Regions from separate parts of the Mus musculus genome. Here region 2 is linked to region 1. The links are chromatin loops, found by intact Hi-C in ENCODE. Cell type or tissue: left cerebral cortex. All regions are shown on one strand.

Region 1 (8,000 bases):
TGAAAAAGACCTGTGGCATACTTGTAAAAAATTAGACCTGGTGGCTGTAAGATGGCCTGCTTGTCTGCACATAGTGGCTTCTGGTCAAGGACGCAGATAAATTGACTCTGAGACAAAACTTGGCACATGTCTTAGAAAGTGTGGTTCAGCCCCCAAGACCGATGGCTGACTAACGTTCTTGAAAACATTATCCAACTGTTCCCCTGACGGATGGACACATTGTCAGAGCTTTTTGTTGACTGAACGAGTGACCTTCGCTCCCCCTGCTGTCCTCGATCTCACTACTGCCTGAGACTTCACCTACTCATCATTGTGCTGACATTCTGGCAGAAGAAACTCATACTCGAAATGATCTGAAGGATCAGATCAGCCTTGGCCTGAGAGTTTGAGCTGGTACACGGATGGCAGTAGCCTGAAGGTTAAAGGTAAGCGGAAGGCGGGGACAGCAGTGCAGTGGTGGACAGAAAGCAAGTGATCTAGGCCAGCAGCCTCCCTAAAGGGACTTCAGCCCAGAAAGCTAAACTTGTGGCTTTAATACAAGCTCTATATATACAGACAAAGAGAGCTGTTGACATCTGCAGAGAAAGACCTAAGATGCTGTGGTTAAAAAAAAATCAGATGGACATCAGATGGCAAATCTAACCGCCCAGGCATCCTAAAGAGCAATGATCCTGACAGTCTGAAGACTATCAAGTTATAGACAAATTAAGACTGGTAAAAGAAACCCTGTATGACATAGTAGAAACTGAAAAAAGAAAACTAGTCCTCTCATGAGAAGACAGACCTGACATCTACTGAAAAATAGACTTTACTGGAAAAAATATGTGTATGAATACCTTCTAGTTTTTGTAAACGTTCTCAAGATGGATAAAAGCTTTTCCTTGTAAAAAAAACGAGACTGATCAGATAGTCATCAAGAAGATTGTTAAAGAAAATTTTCCAAGGTTCGGAGTGCCAAAAGCAATAGTGTCAGATAATGGTCCTGCCTTTGTTGCCCAGGTAAGTCAGGGTGTGGCCAAGTATTTAGAGGTCAAATGAAAATTCCATTGTGTGTACAGACCTCAGAGCTCAGGAAAGATAAAAAAGAATAAATAAAACTCTAAAGAGACCTTGACAAAATTAATCCTAGAGACTGGCACAGACTTACTTGGTGCCCCTTCCCCTTGCCCTATTTAAAACTGAGAATACTCCCTCTTGATTCAGTTTTGTTTTACTCTTTTTGAGATCCTTTATGGGGCTCCTGTGCCCATCACTGTCTTAAATGATGTGTTTAAACCTATGTTGTTATAATAATGATCTATATGTTAAGTTAAAAGGCTTACAGATGGTGCAGAAAGAAGTCTGGTCACAACTGGCTACAGTGAACGAGCTGGGTACCCCAAGGACATCTTACCAGTTCCAGCCAGAGATCTGATCTACATACACCTGCGTCATGCTGAGACCCTCAAGCCTCACTAGAAGGGTCCCTGCCTAGTTCTGTTTACTAATCTGCCTTATTCTGTTTTTGTTCCCATGTTAAAGATAGAGTAAATGCAGTATTCTCCACATAGAGATATAGACTTCTGAAATTCTAAGATTAGAATTACTAACAAGAAGAAGTGGGGAATGAAGAATAAAAAATTACTGGCCTCTTGTGAGAACATGAACTTTTTACCTCGGAGCCCACCCCCTCCCATCTAGAGGTTGTTCTCGGAACACTCCTAAACTTTTCACCCCAAAACTCCTCACCCTAAAGTTCGAACCCTCCCAACTAAAAACTGTTCCAAGAACATTTTTGAGATAAAGGCCTCCTGGAACAACCTCAAAATGAACCAGGTACTCCTTAGTTACGTAGGTTCCTTGATAGGACATGACTCCTTAGTTACGTAGATTCCTTTGGCAGAACTCCCTAGTGATGTAAACTTGTACTTTCCCTGCCCAGTTCTCCCCCTTTGAGTTTTACTATATAAGCCTGTGAAAAATTTTGGCTGACCGTCGATTCTCCTCTACACCACTAGGTGCCACTAGGTGTATGAGTTTCGACCCCAGAGCTCTGTGCTTTCATGTTGCTGCTTTATTTCGACCCCAGAGCTCTGGTCTGTGTGCTTTCATGTCGCTGCTTTATTAAATCTTGCCTTCTACATTTTATGTATGGTCTCAGTGTCTTCTTGGGTACGCGGCTGTCCCGGGACTTGAGTGGTCTGAGTGAGGGTCTCCCCTCGAGGGTCTTTCACCATCACCCAACAAAACCAAGATATTCCAATGGGGCTGTCTGTAGCTAACACATTCACAGATACAGGATATGTGTGTGTGCGTATTTATCTTTAGATTAAAGAATTATTTATTTTACAGTTATGAGTATTTTGCCTGTACGTGTGTCTGTGCCCCACATGAGTGGCTGGTCATCTTGGAAGCCAGAAGAGGGCATTGGATCCCCTAGAATTGGAGTTATACATGGCTGTGAGCCACCTTGTAGGCGATGGGAATTAAACCTGGGTCCTCTACAAGAACAACACCACGGATCCATCTCTCTATCCCAGTGTGTATTTACTTTTAAATGTCAGAAAAAGGAATCAGTAATACAAAGTTGAATATTTTTTGTTACTGTTACTTTTGGGGAGAAAGTTATGAACTTGTCTTGCCACGTCAGCTTCCCTGAACGCTGGTGTCATTGGTGTGAGCTTCTCTTTCAGGGTCTATGTACATCTGTGAACTTTATTTATTGTGTTTCTTTCAGTACTTGAAAATTTACATACTAAAATGTGTATTATTTTTACGAGAAACTATTTCTGTTCCCTCCCCCACCCCCTGGGTTGAAGTACTGAGGACCAAACTCATGGTTGTGTGCTAGAGTGTTATTACTGGATAACATTTCCAATCCTTCATAGCTTTTAGACGGTCTCACTAAGCTGCCTTCACTGGTTTTGAACACGTGATTCTCTATAGCTGAGATTTAGAAGCATGGGCCACCATGCAAGACTACTTGTGTTTTTTTTCTTTTTGTTTTTGAGTCAGGGTCTCTCAGAGTTCCTGGTTGGCCTTGAGCTTACTATGTATGTAGACCAGGCTGACCTTTGGTTCTAAGTACTAGACTTAAAGATACATGTCACCACATTGGTCTTTTATTTTACCTTTTCAATTATATTTTCTTTCTTTTTTTTTTTTTTTTAAAGATTTTATTTATTTATTATATGTAAGTACACTGTAGCTGTTTTCAGACACACCAGAAGAGGGCGTCAGATCTCGTTACGGATGGTTGTGAGCCACCATGTGGTTGCTGGGATTTGAACTCTGGACCTTTTGAAGAGTAGTCGGGTGCTCTTACCCACTGAGCCATCTCACCAGCCCCCTATATTTTCTTTTAAAAAATATTTTGTAAGTTATGCTTGTGCATGCGTGTGTATGCGCATGAGTTGCTGGACCTGAGTTTGCAGGCTGGTGTCTGATAGGGATGCTGGGAATTGAACTGGGGCGCTCTGGGAGAACACAAGAAACTGTATCTTGTTTTTTTTTTTTTTCCCGGAGAAGGGGCGTTCCAGACAGAGTAGGCCCCGCCCCAGGTCTTGGGCCCCGCCCTCCAGCAGAGGACACGCCTCCGCCACATTCAAAATGGCGGCCGCGCTGGCCCACTTGGGTGTTTGAGCACGTCGCAGGTCGCTCCACTCCAATCATGGCGGCCTCCGGACCGGCGGCGGCTGCGCCGAGTGGCGTTCTGGTGACATGTGGTCTGGAGCAGGTTCTGGAAGCGCTGAAGTTGCTGCTGAGCCCGGGAGGTGAGAGGACGAGTCTCGGCGCGGGGCTGGACCTGAGGCTCGCGGGGTCGCGGGTCACCCAGGCTCGCCCTGGCTGCTACCGCATGTTTCCCGCAGGCCCTCCCGGCATCTCCATCCCCACTCCCGGGAGCGCTTGGGCTCTGTGCAGTCTCACTTAAAACTTAAACTGAAGCTCCAGGAAAGGGCCTGCAGTCCGCTGACCGCTGATGCCGGCCGAGGTCCGTTGGGCGCCTCGCTGAGCAGCGGCTTCGGTCCACTGTTTGCTCCAGCACAGCCCTGACACAGGGACTGGAGACGCCTTCACACAGGTGTAATGTGATGTCCCAACCGCTTGAGGGCTCCGAGCCTGGTGTGCACGCTTGAGATTTGTACAAAATGCCAAGTGACCAGAGATGCCCAGCAGGGACGTTTTTTGGCTGAATTTGAGGAAGATTTTTAAGGGTTTCTGTTTTGGTATCAGAGGTGCACAGTCACCTTTAATCACTTGTTGAGTTAACTTCCCAGTTTAGTATTTGAAGAGACCTTGGGAATAGTGAGACCTTGCATTCTCACTGTTGAGTCCCAATTTGTGGTGGTTTGAACTGCCTCTGCCTCCCCAGTGCTGGGATTAAAGGCAAGCATGACCATTCACACCTCCTGCCCCTTTCTTTCTTTAGACAGGGTATCACTGTATAGTTAAGGTTTGTCCTGGAACTCACACCTCAAATCAGGTGGTTATATTAGAGGGATGTCCATGGACCTAGAACTCAGTTCTGCCTGATCTCCTTGTCAGACTAAGGCAGATTATTCAGAATAGAACTTCTGATGGCATCTGGAAACGTAGAAGGGTGTAAGAAAATAGGATCCTAATTATAAGCACAGCATGTCTGGGTGCGTGTAGAATTATCAAGGTAAAGGCAACGTGTGTGATTACAAGGTGAACACTCTCGGTCTTAAATGTCGACCCCCAAACTACAGCTGCAAACATTACAGAGTACTTAGTGGGACGTGAAAAGCAATTAGTAGTAGATGATTGCCTACTAAGCGCCAGTCCCTATAGTCCATTTACTTGTAGATCATTTAGTCCTCACAGCAGTCTCCTAAGTATTAATAGGCATTAATTTTTGCAGAGGAACATACATGTACATTGGAAATTGCCCAAAGTAAATCAAGTTCGTGACAAACCTCAGTTCCTTCACTAAAAGCTTGCAAAATATACTCTCTTGCCCCAATTAAGAGTCAACGGCAGGATACGTATTTTATTTATTTATGTTTGAATGCCTATTTCTGTGAGTGTATGTATGCTGTGTGCATGCAGTAGCCCACAGAGGCCAAAAGAGGGTGTCAGTTTATCTGGAACTGGAGTTACAGGCAGTTGTATCACATGGGTGCTAAGACCCAAACCCCAGTGCAGAAAGTGGTCTTGCCCAATGAACCATCCTTCCGGCTTCCACATTAAAAGGAAAAAGAAAAAAAGATTATTTTATTTTTTTAATAATATGTATGTGTGGGTATGTATGTGTGAGTGAAGTTATCCAGAGAAACCAGAAGTGTCAGATCTCCCTGGAGCTGGAGTTATGGGCAGTTGAGGCATCTGACATGGGTACTGGGAACTGAGCTTGTACCTTCTGTCTTTTAACTTACTAATGGAGAGATCCCTTGTTCAGCATTTGGCAGTCGTAGCTATTGGGTTGGTTTAGTTTTGATTTGTTTTTTCCCCCAGTTTTGAGATAGGGTCTCATGTACCCCACATAATGAAGGGTAATCTTGAATTTCTGTACCATATAATGAACTTAAATTTCTGATTCTTTTACCTCAGTCACCTGAATGCTGGGATTACAGGCCTGCAGTGTCACACTGGTTTATGTAGTACTGGGGCATCAAACCGAGGGCATCTTGCCTGCTGGGCAATTAGTCTACCAGCTGAACTACATCCACACCACTGTTTCCAAACACTCTTGTTTGGAAGGGGAAAAAAAATAGTATGCTAAAATTCTTCGTTTTTAAAGAAGGTTTATGCTATATTTATTTATGTGTATGCGTGTGGGTGCCCATGGAGACCAGAAGAGGGCACTAAATCCTTTGGAAATGGAGTTATATGAGGTTGTGAACCCTTTTATGTGGGCGCTGGGAACTAGATTCTGGTTCTGTGAGAGGGCGCTAAGTGCTCTCTGCTGCTGAGCCATCTCTCCAGCCCCCTAAATTATTCTATGTTGTGTATGTAGACTATTGTGTACTGCATGGATCTGGATGTGGCTTTTTTGTTCTTTTCTGTCTTTTTTCTTTTCATTTTTCTTTTTTTTTTTTGGTATGACTTTTTAAAGAGAACGTTTCATGTTATAGCCCAGGCTGCCCTGGAACTCTCTGTGTAGTGCAGGCTGGACTCAAACTAATGGCAATAACTGCCTCAGTCTCCTGAGTAACTCGGTTACAGGTGTCAGTCTCCTGCGTAACGGGGTTACAGGTGTGCACCACCAAGCTGGCTGTTTCGTTCTTTTGTTTTGGTGTTGGGGATCAAACACCAGGTCTGTGCTTGCATATGCTGTATCAGGTTTAGTTTACTCCTGCAGTGTGTGTGTGTGTGTGTGTGTGTGTGTGTGTGTGTGTGTGTGTGTGTTTGGGATAGGGTGTAGCTCTGTGCCCTTGACACCTGCTTTATAGAACAGGCTAGCCTCAGATTTTGGGGATTTGCTTGCCTCTACCTCCCAAGTTCTCAAGTTTGAGTGCCTGTACTGGTCATCTGGATCTTTTTTGGTGAGGGTAGACCCCCTCTATCCCCGGGTTTGGGTCAGGGTCTTACTCTTTAGCTAAAGCTAGTCTAGAATTTACTGTGGAGACTAGGCTGGCCTTGCAGCAGTCTTTGTGCCTCATTGTCCTGAGTGCTGCGTTAACAGATGTCACCACTATGACTTCCTGTAGTAACATTTTAAAGGAGAAATAACTGGTAAAGTGCGGCATTGCTTTATATGTTTAATATATGTTTAATCTCTTTTTTGTGTGTGATGCTGCAGATCAAACTGACATATGTACCTGTGTACATCCCCAGCCCTGGCTCACAGTTACTGTACTAGTCAGTCAGTCAGTCAGTCAGTCAGTCAGTCTATTTATCTGTCAACTTGACACGACCTAGGGTCATTCGCTAAGAGGGACTCTCAGTTGAGAAAATGCCTCCATCAGATTGGCCTGTAGTCGAGTCAGCGGTGCATTTTCTTCTTTATGATTGATGTGGGAACGCCCAACACACTGTGGGCAGTGCCTGGGCAGGTGGTCCAGGGTTGTATAAAAAGGAAGGGAAGCAGCCATGGGTCACAAGCCAGGAAGCAGCATTTCTCGTGGTCTCTGCTTCAGGTCCTGCCACAGCATCCCTAGATGCCGTAAGCCAGAGAAACCCTGTCCTCCCCAAGCTGCTTTTGGTCTTGGTGTTTGTCAAAGCAGTCGGTGCAAACTAGCGCGGTTATTGGGGAATTGTTTTCTCCTTGCAGACTTCTTGACATGGGTCCTTCATGCCACATTTTGAGAACTGCTACTTTAGCTTCAGTGTTGGCGTATTTATTGTTTTATTGTGGTCTAATCCCTCTACCAGCAGGTAGGAGAGCGAGGAGGTTAGAGGGGAGGGGTGTAAACCTTTATAGGCTGCTTCCTGCTGGTTAGGGCTGTTGGGTTCCTTGGGCAAGTCCGGTCTTCAGTGTCATATCTCTAATTTCTGTCAAACTGCAACAGTATCTAGGAAAAGTGAGGGTGGGGGAGGGGAGCAGCAGCCACCTTCTTCTTCACCTCCCACCAGTCCTGGGGCTCTGGTATTTATACTTTCTCCAGAATCCCCAGAACTAAACCATCTGCAGCTGACAAAGATCATGCCCCCTCCTAGAGCATTGAGACAGTCACAATTAACGGCTGTAGACAAACTGAAGCAGTCCCATATCCCACACCAGGGATTAAACAAAAAAATATATTCATATAACATAACCGAAATCAAAATTCTCAGAACTCACCAGACATGGTGCCTCTAATCCCAGCACTCAGGAAGCAGAGACCAGTCTGGACTTGAAACAGCAAGACCGTGTTTCAAAGCTAAGCTGGTGCTGGGGGGACGGATGTGGGGTTTGCTGCTGAAGAAAAAGAGGAGCCAAGCCAGGTGGCCCATGCCTTTAATTTCAGCACTCTGGTGGTAGATGGGGGTGGATCTCTGTGAGTTCAAGGCCAGTCTGGTGCTCAGAGCAGTTCCAGGGCAGCCAGGGCTACACAGAGAAACCCTGTCTCAAAACAAAC
Region 2 (8,000 bases), 350 kb after region 1:
AAAAAAAAAAAAAAGCCAGGCGTGGTGGTGCACGCCTTTTGTCCCAGCACTCGGGAGGCAGAGGCAGGTGGATTTCTTTTTTTTTTTTTTTAAAGATTTATTTATTATATATAAGTACACTGTAGCTGTCTTCAGACACTCCAGAAGATGGCATCAGATCTTGTTACAGATGGTTGTGAGCCACTATGTGGTTGCTGGGATTTGAACTCCAGACCTTCGGAAGAGCAGTTGGGTGCTCTTACCCACTGAGCCAACTCACCAGCCCGGCAGGTGGATTTCTGAGTTCAAGGCCAGCTGGTCTACAGAATGAGTTCCAGGACAGCCAGGGCTATACAGAGAAACCCTGTCTCGAAAAACCAAAAAAAAAAAAACAAAAAACAAAACAAAACAAAACAAAAAAACCAGCTGTGACTCTCTTTTGCGAAGTGTGTACCCACACTTGAGGATGTATATAACTTTCTGAAAAGAATTTTTTTTTTTTCCGAGACAGGGTTTCTCTGTGTAGCCCCTGCTGGGGATGCACACAACTCTTTGTGTGTGTGTGTGTGTGTGTGTGTGTGTGTGTGTGTACAACAGCATTCATGTGGAGGTCAGAACACAACTTGATTCTATCCTTCCATCATGGGTCCAAGGGATGGAATAATTCAGGTCTCCAGGCTTGGTGACAGGTGCCTTAACGTGCTGAGCCATCACGTTGGGTCAGTAGCTCTTTGAGAAGGCCACATTCATGTTCTCAAGTGTGTCTTCCTTCCCTCTGTGTATCTCCTTTCTCCTTTCTGGAACCTCATGCTTCTGCCTGCATTTGACTATTCTTATTGTGAGCCTGAAGAGATGACTCCTGGTTAGTGGTTAGTCGCTGTTGCTGCCCTTCCAGGGGAAGTGAGTTCAGTTCCTCCCATCCCCTTGGTAGCTCTCAGCTTCTGTTTACTCTAGCTCTAAGGGATCTTACATTCTCCCCTGGCCTCCGAGATTGCCCCTTTGGTCTCTGTGAGCTTCTGTGAGCCCTGCTTAGTTGATTCTGTGGGACATGTTCTCCTGGTGTCCTCTACCCTTCTTGCTCCTACAGTTTTCCCCCTTTTTTAAGGGGTTCCCTGAGCTGTAGGTGTCTGCTCCCATTAGCGGCTGGGGAAGCCTCTCTAATTACAATTGGGCTGGGCACCCATCTATGAATGTAGCAGACTATCATTAGGAATCATTTTATCAATTTTTCTTCAATCTTAAGGTCCCTGGGCTCTCCAGCTCCTGGTTCTTGGTCATTCAGGCAGGTTGGGCATGTGCTCCATCTGTGGCTGGGACCTCAAATTAGACCAGTCTTGGTGGGCCACACCTACAGGTTCTGTACCTCCATTGCTTTTGAACATTGCCCAGCCTTGTGGGCAGGGCAGGTTGTGGGCTGAAGGTTTTATGGCTGGATTGGTGTACCAGTCCCACCACTGGAAGCCTTCCTTGCATGGTTACAGAAGTTGCTCTGAATCCTACATTACTAGGAAACCTCACTAGGGTCACCCTTATAGAATCCTACGGCTATCTACTGCCATATGTTTCACATCACCCCACCCCCACCCCCAACTGTCCTCCAGTTCTAATCATCTCTTCCCATACTCTCTCTCCATCCTCCCAAAAATAAAATCTTTGGGGGTGGGGGCTCTAACTTTGTTTCAGAAACTGACTAGCCCCATAATAATAATAATAATAGTCACCACAATTCCAGTTTGGCCTGAGTCAAGGGAAACTTGCTGGAGAAGACAGCAACAGTGTACTCATATTAAATAAATAAATAAATCTTTAAAAAATACTAGAAGAATTATTTCTAAAAAAATAAAAATAAAAAAAAAAATAAGATTAAGGACAAGCCTGGACTACAGACCCTTTCTCAGGAAAAAAAAAGGACAGCTTTGGACAGGCCAGATGGCATAGCACATAAAGATGCTTGCCACCAAGCCTGGCAAACGTAGTTTGATCCCGAGTGAAAACTGACTCCTTAGTCAGCACAAGGCAGACATACACAGAGACACAGACACACTCACACACACCACTAAACACAATGTTTGGATGGTTGATTGTTTTTCTTTTTTTAAAAGATTTATTTGCTTATTTTATGTATGAGTAGTGTTAGGAAAGACCCACAGGAGAGATGGTTGTGTCATGTGACATGATGGGGTGTCCAAAGGCTGGAGTGATGGATCTACGAGTCACTGGAATTCCAAGGGTGTCCAGCAAGTGTGCCTTCCGCCTAGCAGGCTTCAAGGGAGCATGGCCCTACCAGTAACTTGAGTTTTAGACCTCCAGCCTCTAGAACTCCTGGGGTCTTTTTTTTTCTTTTTGGCATAATTTTTTTCTTCCTGTGAACTCAGAACCTCTGGAAGAGCAGCCAGTGCTCTTAACTGCTGTGCCATCTCTCCAGCATCTCTCCAGCCCCGACTGGTTTTTTGAAACGGGGTCTCTTTATGCTGTCCTGTTGGTCTTGGAGCTTGCTGTATAGTTCAGGCTGTCCTCAAACTCACAAGAGATCCTCTTGCCTCTGGCTCCTGAGCGCAGGTTATTAAAAGCATGTGCCACCATGATCTTTATTGTAGCTATGAGGGAGGGAACAGTCAGAGGCATCCGGAAGAGCCCAGAGCTGAGAAAGAACAGAGTGGACTGAATAGGGTCAGCTGACTGGACCTGACTGTGAGGGGAGCAGGAGCTGTGCAGAGAGGGAGAGACAAGACAAGACCAAGAGGGCACAGAGCTGAAATCGCAGGGTTATGAGGAGAAATGAGTAGCTGGGGAAGGGAAGCCCATGAGTGACGTTTAGGGGAGGGAGCAAAGCGCACATTAGCCCACAGACCTGGAGGCTAGTGTGCGCTTCCCTATGCTGACAGGCACCTCAGACAGCCATGTTCCTTCTGCCAGTGGTAAGGGAAATGACGTGGCTCCTTTGATAAAGGGGAAGCAGCTCCAGAATCTCAGGAAATGCAGTTTCCTTTGCACCTGACACAGAGAGAGAGACCCTGCCTGAAAAAAAGAAGTATCTGGGCATGGCAACCCAAAACTTTAATCCCAGCAAAGGCAGGCAGATCTCTGAGAGTTTGGGTGGGCAGGAGTGTGGCAATCAGAGGACAACTATAAGAAGTCTGCTCTCTTCTTCCACCCAGCAGGAACTGGGGATATTAGCTCATTTGTCTTGTGCACAAGTGCTTTTACCTGCTGAGCCATCTCGCTGGCCCAGAAAAGTTAACAGTTAAAAACTAGCACAAACTTGGTGGTGGTACAAGCCTTTAATCTCAGAACTCAGACGGCAGAGGCAGGTGGATCTCTGTTCGAGGTTACGCCTGGTCGACAGCCTGAGTTCCAAGACAGCCAAGGCAACACAGTGAAACCCTGTCTTGAAAAAAAAATAAAAATAAAAACCATCACAAAACAGGCTTTAGAATCATTCTCTCATAACAGTTACCTGGGATTGAACCCACAGTGTGACATTCACTATGTATACATTAGTTCATTCATTGTCCCCTAAGACAGGCAAGGTAAATACTAATTAACATAACCTATTAAATAGCGGGAAAACACAGCTCCAGGGAGTTTACTTTTTATGGTTAGGTTTACTCAAGTGGGGTACAGATTCTACTTGTTCCCTCCGCCCCGCCCCTCACTCTCTCACAAGGCACGCCCTTGGTCGGCCCCGCCCACCTGGGCTCCCAACTCCGCCCAGAACTCCCCATCTTTGTCCACGTCCAGCCCCGCTCCTCTCCCGGATCTACCAGGCCCCGCCCCCGTCGGCCCCACCCCTCACTCGGCGGCTCCGCCCCTCACTCCGGTTTTACCGGCCTTCGGGCTGGCCCTTTACCGGTATCCCACCAGACCCCGCCCCCGGCAGGCCCCGCCCCTCTTAGAGGAGCGGTGTCTGCAGTTGCAGGCCATGGCCACAGGGCGGCAGCCGCGTGACTCGGGCTGGGCCGCTCTGGGCCGCGCTCCTCGTTCACCCTCGGACTCGGCTCCCACTGCTAGTGGCAGCTCTGCCCGCGCCGAGAGCCGACCTGCCGGGCTCCTAAGCGGCGGACCCACCACCTCGGCTCCTCCGAGCCGGACCGAGGCCGCAAGCAGCACCGCGGGGTGTGGGGCGGACCCAGGATATGAAATGACAACGTCAACCCTCCAGGTACTTGGGTGCGGCGCGCCCGCGGAGGCCCAAGGCGGCAGGGCCTGCGGGCCGCGGAGCGGACGGGCGGTGGCCTCCTCGGAGCCCGGCCTGGCGGTCCCTGTCAGGCTGCCTCGTCCCACCCGCGCTGCAGCCTCTCCCGCGCTCGGAGCCCGAAGGACGTCTCCACTGAGCCCCGGCCCAAGCCGAACCGGCGGGCCGGAGCCCAGGACGCGCAGCCGGGGCTGAACTGCCGCCTTGCAGCGGCGCCGCCTCCCCCTGAGCGCGCCCGGGTCCCGCAGGTCGCTCCGGGAGCGGCGTTCACCCGCTCCTGCCAGGCGCCCTGGCAGCCCCCTGAGCTGCTTCCAACGAGCCCCGGGTTTCTCGGCCAGCCACCCTTCATTCATTCCCTACGTCCTGCAGGGTGATGCTGGGGTGGCGCCGCCCGGATGAAGGAAGGGCTCGTTCTAGAGCTGTCAGAAAGCATAAACACTGTCAGGCCTCAGGCTTGTGTTTAAATCCCAGCCCTGCCACTCACCAGTGTGTCTAGGTTTTGGATGTTGGAATGTTGGATTTCCTCATCACTAAAATAGGCAGTGCCCTTGTAGGGTGGTTGTCAGACGACTTGAGACAATAATTCAGGGAAAGCAATTATAACATAGGTTCAGCATATCATGTACTCGGTAAGCCTTTGCTAATAAAGTAAGCGTTTGGGTGGAACCAAGTAAGACTTTATGAAGGAAGGGACTTTAGCCAGAGCATCAAAGAGTGAGTGATATTTGCATATCTGGTGGTGGTGGTGGCTGCTCCAAGTAGAAATACAGGAGTAAATTTCTGTTCTAGGCTTGAAATTAGATGGAATTCAGAACTAGAACCCACCATTCACTGCAGAAACTGTTCTGTTTGTTCTTAGGGTTAAACCAACTTCGGCCTGATCCCACCTGCCTGGCCAGAGTTAGCACTACATGTGAACCAAGAATATTATCCAACTTTTAGGAAACAGTTTTATGAAGAGCTAGCACTCATGCTATAACGGTCACATATTTAAACTGTACCATCCAGGGCTTTTAGAGGTTTGAATCATCACCAAAGAAACTCTACGCCTTTAACCACTGCTCCTCAGCCCTACTGTCCCATGTAGCATACTCTGTGGCATTGTACGTTGTTGTGTTTGCGTGCATATGTATGTATGGTGTGCATGTGTTGTCTGGGTATGACAGTGCCCGCACACGCATTCCCATGACCTGCCCGTGTGGGGAGGTCCGAGGATAACATGCACGCATCGGTTCTCTTCTGGATGTTCAATTCAGGCTGTCAGACTCCGGTAGGAAGCGGATTTCTTTTTTCCTGGGATTTCCTTTATTCTTTGACGTTTCATACATGTCAACCATGAGTCTGGGTCTTGTGTACTTCCAGCTCCACCCCCTACTCCTGTGCCCCCCCTCTCAGTAACCCGCTGTGCCCAGTTAGTGCTTCTTAAATTTTGATTGGTCTTAGTGAGCTCATCTGGTGCAGGTAAGCTGCATTTCACAGCACCCCTCCAGCCTCTGGCTCTTTCCTCCCCTCTTCCAGTTTTTTTCTTGTGCCTTGGGGACATGGGTGATAACTCTCAGGGCTGAGCCCTCCCTCAATAGACACTAATCTCAGTTAGGAGTCTGCATTGACTGCTAATCATCTAACCAACTCACCACCACTGAGAGGAGCAACTTCTCTGGCCTAGATTATATCTGTGGAGATAAGTATAAATACTTAGAGGACAGATCAGCATTATGTCATCTAATAAAACAACAGTGTAGATTCTTCTCTAGGCCTGTGGTCCCTAAGCCATGGGCTTCTGACCAGCTTTACAGCGCCAGATCTGAATTCTTCCCTGTACAGCAGGCCTCAGATCCAAGCCAAATATAGTTGAGCGCCCCCATAACTTTTGTGCCACTATTGGACCAATGGCAGATCAGTACTGTAACATGCATGGTTGGCTTCAGGGATACTATTGATGTCTTTTCTCCCCCCAGAGACTAACACTATGACAGGCAGGCAGCAGGTCAGTTTCCGCTTGCTTTCTTTTTGGTTTTGGTGGTGGTGGTGGTGGTGTTTTGGGGACAGGGTTTCTCTGTATAGTCCTGGCCATCCTGGCTAGCCAGGCTGGCCTCAAACTCAGAGATCCACCCACCTCTGCCTCCTGAGTGTTGGGATTAAAGTCATGTGTCCCCATCACCTGGCTGAAGTTTTTTATTGAATGGAGTCATACACTGTGTAGTTCTGTCTGATTTGGCTTAACCTGATATTACAGTCATTTACATTGTTTAAATGACTTGGGAAAGGGGCTTTCAGGCTTTCATGACATAATTTAAAATTCAGATTTTGGGCTGGTGAGATGGCTCAGTGGGTAAGAGCACCCGACTGCTCTTCCGAAGGTCCAGAGTTCAAATCCCAGCAACCACATGGTGACTCACAACCATCCCTAATGAAATCTGATGCCCTCTTCTGGAGTATCTGAAGACAGCTACAGTGTACTTACATATAATCAATAAATAAATCTTAAAAAAAAATAAGATAAAATAAAATTCAGATTTTGATGCCTATAAATAAAGTTTTATTGGATAATATTCTAGCTCATGTCTGTAACTGCATTTGTGCTGCAGAGATTATAAACTCACAAAAATCTAACAGACTTGCTGATTGGGTTTTTACGGAAATTCTGTCAGGTCCCTGTGAGCACATGTTTGTCACACTTTTTCTTCATCTCAGCCTTTGCCATGGGTGTCACTAGAGATGTGGCAGGGCTGTCAGTTTAATTTGTCACCTTACCTCCTGTTATACAAAGCTGTTTCTCTCCTTTGAAACTAAGACCTCCTTAGCAAGTGAAAGACAGTATTGGTTGCCAGAAAAATGTAGTGCACCAGTAGGAGTTCTAATAGTGTTCAGCAGAGATGAGACAGGCCTGCGGTGCTTTGTGGGGGTAGAGGAACCTCAGGTATTGTTCTGAGCCTACTTTTGTTCTTTTATTTTTATGCATGTATTTTGCCTGTTTGTGTATATGCCCCTTGCTGCATGCCTGATGCTCTGTGTCCAGAAGGAGGTGTCGGATACCCTAGAGCTGGAGTCACAGACAGTTCTGAGCCACCACATAGGTCCTGGGAATCAAACAAGGGCCATTACAAGAGCAAGTGCAGCCAGGCTTGCTGGCATACGCCTTTGCACCTCTCTGGAGGCTGAGGCCAGCCTCATTTACATTTGGAGTTCCAGGACAATCAGAGCCACTGAGTGAGACCCTGTCTCAAAACAAAACAAAAAAGAGCAGCAAGTACCATGAGCTGCAGAGTCATCTTCCCAGATTCATATTTCTTTTATTTTGTTGGGGTTGTTTTGCCTGCCTATATGTCTGTGCACCAGGGTTTTTTGTTTTGTTTTGTTTTTTGTTTTTTGGGAATGGGGATGCTTTTTCGAGACAGGGGTTCTCTGTGTGGCCTTGGCTGTCATGGAACTAGCTCCATAGACCAGGCTGGTCTCTGACCTGACTCTGCCACCCAAGTGCTGGGATTAAGGTATGTGTCATGTCACCACCAGGCTATCTATGTATCTATCTATCTGTTTTCTGTTCCTACTTATTTGCTCAGTGTCTGGGAAGAGTTGAAGGGGCATCTGATCCCCTAGCTGGGATTCAAACCAGATTTCTCTACAAGAGCAACAAATGCTTGTAACTGCTGAACTATCTTTTTTTTTTCCTATTTTTTTACATCTTATAATCATTTATTTATGTGTGTTGAGGTCAGAGGACAACTTTCAGGAGCAGTAGGTTTTCCTTAAGTGTGGGACCTCCTCAGGAATTAGGTGTCTCCTTCCTCTGTGTGTTCTAGGAATTTAACTCGAAGCTCCAGGT

What was found. Hi-C counts contacts between places; a loop is a spot of excess contacts. Peaks named below come from ENCODE experiments on the same cell type or tissue, not always from the same donor. Only the 100,000 strongest peaks of a DNase experiment are listed, where the experiment ranks them.
Region 2: it touches region 1 in a loop (3-fold over the local background); 3 of 42 quality-filtered maps call a loop at or near these places.

The regions. Positions count from the first base shown.
Region 1 is chr8:106,679,504-106,687,503 of GRCm38, forward strand. Tango6 (transport and golgi organization 6) reads left to right here and starts at 3,565. Exons shown (of 18, transcript NM_173037.1): 1 at 3,565-3,752. The coding sequence starts at 3,650. In left cerebral cortex, CTCF peaks have their summits at 3,312, 4,080 and 5,072 (motif pointing right); DNase peaks (open chromatin) are centred at 3,626 and 4,012; H3K4me3 peaks cover 1,002 bases; H3K27ac peaks cover 609 bases.
Region 2 is chr8:107,027,351-107,035,350 of GRCm38, forward strand. Vps4a (vacuolar protein sorting 4A) reads left to right here and starts at 3,919. Exons shown (of 11, transcript NM_126165.2): 1 at 3,919-4,141. The coding sequence starts at 4,121. In left cerebral cortex, a CTCF peak has its summit at 3,902; a DNase peak (open chromatin) is centred at 3,889; H3K4me3 peaks cover 1,978 bases; H3K27ac peaks cover 944 bases.